Linked DNA regions of Mus musculus: all the other regions are linked to region 1. A link is a loop called in an ENCODE intact Hi-C map of the cell type or tissue named here. Cell type or tissue: heart. All regions are shown on one strand.

Region 1 (2,500 bases):
TTGAACTGTCCCCAGGGCCTGGATGAGAGGAACCCACCGTGCTTCTGACACAGTCAGAGTGCCTTCTCGGCCTGCTTTGCTTGTATTCCCTGTGACCCCCTCACCGGTCCCTTCCCTTTGCAGGCTCAGTGAACATCCCTGAGGGAGGGCTGAGGCAAGAGCGGGGCTGCTGAGGAAAGGTCCATGCGCGCTGCCCCACGCTCCTCCAGCCTGCACAAGGGCTTGGCGGGTAACCAAAGAGGGCTTCAGCCCGAGAGCTGCTGCAGCCCTACTTCCTGTCCCGGGCACATGGCAGCCCTACTTCCTGCCACTCCCAGAGTCATAATGTACAGGCCCACACTCAAGTGAGTCTGGCGGTGTGCAAGTTATCTGACCACCGAGTCCTGGCTTCTAGGGCTGTCACAGCATCATCACCATACAGTGAGTGCAGTTAGCCAGGCTTTCTTCAGATCCCATGCTTTGGCACCTTGACCACAGGACAGGGAGCACGCAGGTATCTGATATTGTCAAATTCCTCAAACAATCGTTGAGGTAGTATAAGCACCGTTCTCCTACGTGAGAAGCTGGCCTAAATACCACAGTCACATGGCAGAGGCTAGATTTAAGCCAGCATCTTCCTAGTCCAGCACACTCCATCTTTCCCCTTAACAGCTGCCAGCTTCCAGGCTGAGGTCTTATCGGGACCAGATGTACCACACCAGAATCATGTAGAAACAGTTCCTTCCTTCCCCAGCCCATCCTAGCAATACTGAGGCGGAGGACCACCACAGGACCCTGAAATCACTTCTTTAAACAAGTGGCTAACCACATTCTCCAGGGGCCAGGCAGATACCAGCAAGGCAGCTGCAGCTTTGGCTGGGAACTGCATGCTGGAATACTAAAATGAGGGCACAGCGCCAGGGGAAGGAAAGTGCCATGGTGGGGTGTGTTACAGATGCCCAGGTGCTCAGCAAGGAGGCCACATTCTTCTCTGCACAGGTCATGTGGTGCCGACTTCTTACATGCCTTTCTACATCTATTCATACACTGCATGTCTGCTGTGGATGATATGATGACCAGGAAAGAGATTTTTAAAGTATTCTGAAAAAAAATTAGACCCTGCACATATAAAAACACTATTGTGCTTTGTTGAAAGCATAGGTCACATCTGGCCGCCTCTCTAGCTTCCTATCTGATGGACCTGCAGGGGGCAGGGCTGAGCCTGGTTAGGGCTCAGAAACTCAGTCTCAAAGTGAGCACTAAAATACCATTCCCCTTTGTGGGAAGCCCACCCCTCCAGGATAGCACTCCCATCCTACCTTGCCTCCACCAGCATCTCTGCAATGTCCCCAGTCCCCGCCACTGGGTGCCACTGGGTGCTGGAATGCCCCACTAGCTACAGAGCCCCTGGCCAACAGCGCCACCTACGGTATATACGGTATATGTGTGCAGGAGATGGGGCCCAGAGGATCTGCTCACAGATGAATTTTTTTGGTGAGCTAGCTAGCCTTTCTTGTAGCACTCGCTTGTAATCACATTTCTGTCTGATATCTGTATTCGACAGTGACCTCTGGGGGATGAAAAGGAGGCAGCAGCCAGCTCCACAAAGTGCTAAGCCGCAGATTCAAGTGCTATCAGAAGCACTTTTGTTCCCAGTTTGGACCCAGGGCCTCTCCCGCCAGGGAATGCTTGCTGAAGCATGGAGTTTGTTTTCCTACAGGCAATTTCTCTGTTGTCTGAAATTGCTAAATTCCACTTTAGGCACTGACTCCTGTTAATGATGAGAACAATAACGGGAATAAACGGCCTTTTATCTTAGGACTTCAGCGCACTTTATAAACGTAAACCCTTATTATTATGACTCTGTATTTATAGACAAGGTCCACTACAGGGGCTGCTGGCTGCGTGTACAGCAATAATCCTGAAATTAATTCATTCATCTCTCCCTTTCCCTTGTCCCTTTAACCCTGCCAAAATGACAGGGTGTGGGGTGCTAAGAGGAGGACAGGACTCAGGGCTGCGCTGGAGGTGGGTGGAGGTTCCCCACCACCACACTCCCCACTTCCCTGTAGGCAGGCCTCTTAGGGGAACGGAGACTGTACCTACCACACCACCTGAAGGAGAGTGTGGTAAATGATACAGTGGCCCATGGGGCTAGGCTCTGCACCCGAGCATCAAGCTGGCCAGTTTGGCAGCTTGTGGATAAGAAGATAAAACAGAAACAAAATGAAGCCCCAGGGTGGAGGTGGCCACACCCTCTTTCTCGATCAGGCTGAAACAGATTCATTGCCAGGCTCTTCCACTGTGATGAGCCAGAGCGGCAGAAACAAAATGTGATCCCACCCCGGCCATCTCCTCTCAAACCTGACCACCCACTGCCTTCACCCAGCAGACCACAGAGAGAATCTGAAACGCCATCGCAGAGATTTCGGAGAGCCCAACGTCTGCCCACTTTCTCTCAGTCTGGGGAGGGACGGGGGTTTACTACCTCATTGTCTGAGACTTAAAGTCTCAAATTGCC
Region 2 (2,500 bases), 85 kb before region 1:
CAGGCCGGCCTTGAACTCATGGCCATCCTCCTGCCTTAGCCTCATGCCGGGATCACAGACGAGAGCCATCAAGCTCGCTTTCTCCATCCGGTCTTGAAGACACACGCTTCAACTAGATGTTCCTGGTGCTCCAGAAGATGGGGATGTCAGTGACCAGGTTGGGGTTCGCACCCCGAAATACAGGCGTGAGGGGCGGGTCTCGGCTTGGGCCCGCGCCGCCCCATGTGACCCGGTCCGACGTGGTGTCGCCTCCTCTCGAGGAGGCGGTGGCGTCTTCGGCTGTGCGTCGAGCCGGCCCCGCGGCCGCTCATGAGCAGCCAGGGCCGCTCGGGTCCCCCCGGGAACCGCGGGCCCAGGGAAGGCGAGGGCGGGGAGGCGAGGAAACTGCAGGAGGCGAGGGTCGCGCGGGGAAAGCAAGGGAAAGGGAAAGGGAAGGGGAAAGCAGGTACCGGGCACGGCGGAAGAGGAAGCGGGGCGGAAGGAAAGCCGGGCCTGCAGCCGGAGAGGAAGGCAGCGGGGCCGGCGGCTGAGGCAGGCCGGGGACAGGAAGGCGAGGGAGGCGAGGAGGAAAGGCCGAGAAGCTCCGGGAAGCGGGATGAGGGCAGCGCAGAGCCGGGGAAGGAGGAGCGGAGGGTCGGGGCCGGGCGGCGGGAGGACGACAGCCTGGAGAGAGGACAGGAGCAGGGACCTCAGGCGTGCGGCGGCATCCCGGGAACCCGGACGGCCATGGCGGAGGACGCGGCGGAGGATGCCGCAGCGGCGGCCGTGGAGCCGGCCACCCGTCCGGCCGCGGGGCCCGCGCTCTGGCGCCTGCCGGAGGAGCTGCTGCTGCTCATCTGCTCCTACCTCGACACGCGGGCCCTCGGCCGCCTGGCCCAAGTCTGCCGCTGGCTGCGGCGCTTCACCAGCTGCGACCTGCTCTGGCGCCCGATAGCCCGGGCCTCGCTCAACACCGGCTTCACGCGGCTCGGCACCGACCTGTAAGCGCCCGCTCGCCCGCCCGCTCCCCGCCCCGGGCCGGCCAGCGTCCTGGGAAAGGGCGGGGCGCCGAGGCCTGGTCGGCTCGGGACCGTGTGGCACCCGGAATACTGAAGCCCAGACTTGCCCCCCACCCCCTCCCTCTCCCCTCCCCCAGCACCCTCGAGGAATACTGGTGTCACCCCTCTTCAAGATTCCCCAACCCGAGGAAACTTCCGGAGAGCATTCCTCAGTCGGCACCCTCCCCCGTGGGCGGCTACTCACAGTTAGCCATCCTAAAATGAGTATTCCCAAAGGTTTGGCTCCCTGGGTTCCTTGCCCTGTGTCCTGTGCGACAGACAGGACCTGAAGGGTGACTCCTGCTGGTTCTAGGGCCCAGGCCCAGGTCCACCAACGTGGTTTTTGTGGCCTTTCGTCCTGCCCACCCTCTCAAAGGTTGTTAGGTTTCAGGGCTCAGATCAAATTAAATGTGCAGAAAAGGGCTCAGAACCTTAAAAAAACAAAAACAAAAACAAACAAAAAAACCTTTCAGTTCCATTGTCAACCTATTTTAGGACTTAATTCAGGTGGAAGGACCCACAAAAGATGTCTGTGTGAGGCATCAAGTTGGATTTGGGGTAGGCGGTATCCAAGATAGGCAGTTTGACCTAGTAATATCTGAGACCCGTGGATGCAAACCATTCCTAAAACACTCAGGCTGTTAAACAGGAAGGGGAGAGCGTGTATGACAGTCACAGAACTGGTCAGGATAAACGCTTTCAGACTGCACCCTGCTCTTGCTTTGTTGTAACATATGCGAATATAATAAAGTTTTAAAAAACCGTAAGAAATGATCATTTGATGCACTCCTATTTCCATTTTAAAAGTTTTTCAGTTGCACACCCCCTAACCCTACTACCCCCCACCCCCCACCCCACTTCCCCATCCTAACAGAATGAATGCTTAATGAATGATGTAATAGATTTGGAGGTATGTCATACGCCATGACATAATTTGTCTTGAATTAACTCCTTAGAATAAAAATTTCAAGGTAGCCACTATTGGATTAAAGGTTTTGATGGGCAGAGGTCACAGTATACCAGCAAAGAATGAGTGAGCCGGTTTGATGAGAGAATTAAACCACATCTTTAGTGGGTGAGTGATAGTAGCCAAAGCTCTGTTATTTTGTATCGCTCTGCGCTAGCCAGGATAAATATTTTGCCATGTGTCTGTTTCACCTGTGAGACTGTTTCTTCCTACTCCTTGTCTCTGGGGTCTTGGTGTTTTTGTTATAAATTTGGAATTTTTCTGGGTCATAAATGTTTGACTCTTGTCTGTCATCTTTGATGATAGAGGTACATTTTCCAGTCAATTTTTAATTTTATTGTTATTAGAATTTTATGTTTCATTAGAATCTGCTCCTCCCCCCTTTACCTGAGAAATTTATAATCTTTCCACAAGCCTGACAAATTTGATTGCCAACTAGTTTTTTGTTAACTTTTTTTTTTTTTTAATGGCATTTCAATGTCAGTAGCACTTGTTT
Region 3 (2,500 bases), 430 kb before region 1:
TCTTCTGGGGTAAGCTGGGTACCTCGAAGGCTCCGACGCTGGTAGTACCCACAGGCCTCCTCAAACACCAGGTCCTTGTCTGAAGGCAGCTCAAGGCCTTGGGGAGTTTCCCAACACACACAAAAGAGACCCAAGGCTGAAAGCAATCGTAGGGCTCCTCGGGTCTCCAGCTCTTCCTCGTTCTTCATGCCCGGGGCTGGAGGCTCCAGCAAATGTACTCTGTCTGTACTGAGAACCTTTTTTTCCAACAGCCGCCCACTGCTCATGTCCAGTAGTTCCAAGGTGGAGCCCAGGACACAGGCTAAAGTGCCGTGAAATGTCCCCAGGGCTGCAGACCCTTTTAGGCTTACAGGGGCCTCCTGCAGGATTCCCACGGTTCGAGTACCACCATGGCACTGCACTAGGCTCACCTTCCCTTTCAAGTCAAGCAACAACAAGCCCTGCGAAGATGGGGCCCAAGTGTGTACAGCCAGTGGCTCCCTGGGGGACAGGAATCCAGGAAGGCCTCGCAGCAGGGTCCGGAAGTCCCAAGTGTCCCCTTGTTTGGGATTCAGGCTTTTACTGTGTGAAAGACCAAGAGATGGAGCAGCAACTATTACCTTCCCCTTGCTTGGGCTCCAGATGAGCAGAAGGTGGGCCACACCAGACCAAGTGTTGGTAGTAGGCACCAGGAAGAGGTCCTTGCGGGAGGCTATCAGTCCAAAAAGGGGGCAATGGTGTAGCAGGATGTGGGTGCAGCCTAGTTTGGTGCCAGCCTCCCCGCTGGTTTCCAGGGTCTTGAAGCACACACGGTGGCTGAAGGCCGTTGAAAGCTGCTCTGGTTGGTCCTTAACACCCGGCTGACGCTCCTCGCACCAAACTAGGCGGCCTCGGGTTGCGGCCACGGCCATCACGCGGGCTCCACCATCCGGACACAGCTCAGTGCTCTGAAGTAGCTTCCATCCAGGCTCCATCCCCACGCCCCAAACCTCTGCTAGGCCACTCTCCCATACCAAGATCAGCGCGGGTCGCGCCAGCCACGGCACGAAAAAGACGTCCAGCGGCGAGGGGTCGCCCTCCGGCCAGGCACGCTCCAGCGGCAGGCCGGGCCCACGCACAGCCACTAGAAGCTGTGGGGCGGGCGATCCGGGGGGTCTTAATAGCAGCAAGTGGCGGCCGTCAGGGCTGCAGCGGACTAGGACAGCTGGGTCCCCCGCCAACAACTCGCGGAGCCGGGCCGCGCCGGTGAAGTTGCTCAGATCCGAAAGCAGGCGCAGAGTTCCTGCACGCTTCATGACGCCTCTGCCGCAGGAGCTAGCCAAGGCCTGATCGCCCAGTGGGGCGAGGCCGGACTGCTAGTCCTGGTACCCGGGGGAGTGCAGGGCTGACACTTCCGTCCCTGGTGAATGAGGTGAGCCAAGCCCTGGACTGAACGTCGACTCCGCCCGGCCCCGCCCCGCCAGGCGAGGTCCGGGATTGCCCCAGGGCACGCCCCGCTAGCGCTGCGCGCCGGGGGCGGAGCTGCGGGAAGATGTCCGAGGGAGGAGCATCCGCAGCACCCAAGGGTCCCCGCTCTGGATTCAAGTTTCCTAGGCACCGTGAGAATGTCTCAAAACGTCTCCCTTCTTTCTGAACCTCGCTCTTTCACCTTATTTGTGGTTGAGTACTGACACCGTATCAGCCCTGACCAAATAGCAAATCTCAACCGCCTGGAAATTTAGTGGAAAAACTGTAAGGTTAACAACCCTCCGCTCACCAGGCTGGCCACAAATTCACAGAGATTCTCCTGTCTCTGCCTCCCAAGTGCCGTGATTAAAGTTCATCACTACCATCCCTGGTCTTTATACATATGTTTTAAATTTGAAGTCAGCATACAAAGTAATGAATTTCATGATCGCATCCCCTTCCTCCATATTCTTAGTCCTGTGTGCACCTGTGAAGGCTGGAGGTCAGCCTCAGTGTCTTTCCTCAGAAGCCAACCTTCTACACTGTTTTGAGAGAACTTCTTTCACTAGGACCTCTCACCCACTAGGTTGTGCTAGCCAGCCAATGAGCTCGGGAGATCCTCCTGCTTCAGTCTCCCACGCTGGGATTATAGACTCGAACCACAATACCAAGCATTGAGGATAGAATTAGCGTCTTAAGCTTTTGAGGTATGCACTTTATTGACCAAGCTATGGCTGGCATTTTTACACATATATATATTATTCTACTTTGTTCCTGTTCACTGCCTTCCTCATTAAAAATTTAAATTAAATTATATTGAATGTGTGTGTGTTTGTGTGTGTATCTATGTGTGTCTGTGTTTGTGTGCGTGCAATATTATGGGCATACGCCACAACACCCACTCAGAGGCCAGAGGACAACTTTCGGAGCTGGTTCTTGCCTTGTACCACGTGGTTCCTGTGGTGGTTTGACTAAGAATGGTCTCCCACAGACGCATATATCTGAATAGTTAGTCATCAGAGAGTGGCACTCTCTGAGAAGAACTGGGATTAGTTATGTGTGGCCTCCTTGGAGG

What was found. A loop is a pair of places that touch in the nucleus more often than their neighbours do. Peaks named below come from ENCODE experiments on the same cell type or tissue, not always from the same donor. Only the 100,000 strongest peaks of a DNase experiment are listed, where the experiment ranks them.
Region 2: it touches region 1 in a loop (2.4-fold over the local background); 3 of 42 quality-filtered maps call a loop at or near these places.
Region 3: it touches region 1 in a loop (2.1-fold over the local background); 8 of 42 quality-filtered maps call a loop at or near these places.

The regions. Positions count from the first base shown.
Region 1 is chr19:45,572,888-45,575,387 of GRCm38, reverse strand. All of the region lies in intron 4 of Dpcd (deleted in primary ciliary dyskinesia), which reads right to left. Among named protein-coding and RNA genes, the nearest start is that of Dpcd, 14 kb to the right of the region's middle. In heart, a CTCF peak has its summit at 1,375; DNase peaks (open chromatin) are centred at 287 and 1,367; H3K27ac peaks cover 760 bases.
Region 2 is chr19:45,658,256-45,660,755 of GRCm38, reverse strand. It overlaps Fbxw4 (F-box and WD-40 domain protein 4), which reads left to right and starts at 563. Exons shown (of 9, transcript NM_013907.2): 1 at 563-980. The coding sequence starts at 727. In heart, a CTCF peak has its summit at 1,342; DNase peaks (open chromatin) are centred at 295, 985 and 1,105; H3K4me3 peaks cover 1,840 bases; H3K27ac peaks cover 1,778 bases.
Region 3 is chr19:46,002,400-46,004,899 of GRCm38, reverse strand. Hps6 (HPS6, biogenesis of lysosomal organelles complex 2 subunit 3) reads right to left here and starts at 1,422. Exons shown (of 1, transcript NM_176785.3): 1 at 1-1,422. The coding sequence starts at 1,274. All of the region lies in intron 1 of 4930505N22Rik (RIKEN cDNA 4930505N22 gene), which reads right to left. In heart, no CTCF peak of the experiment used is centred here; DNase peaks (open chromatin) are centred at 869 and 1,399; H3K4me3 peaks cover 2,005 bases; H3K27ac peaks cover 1,345 bases.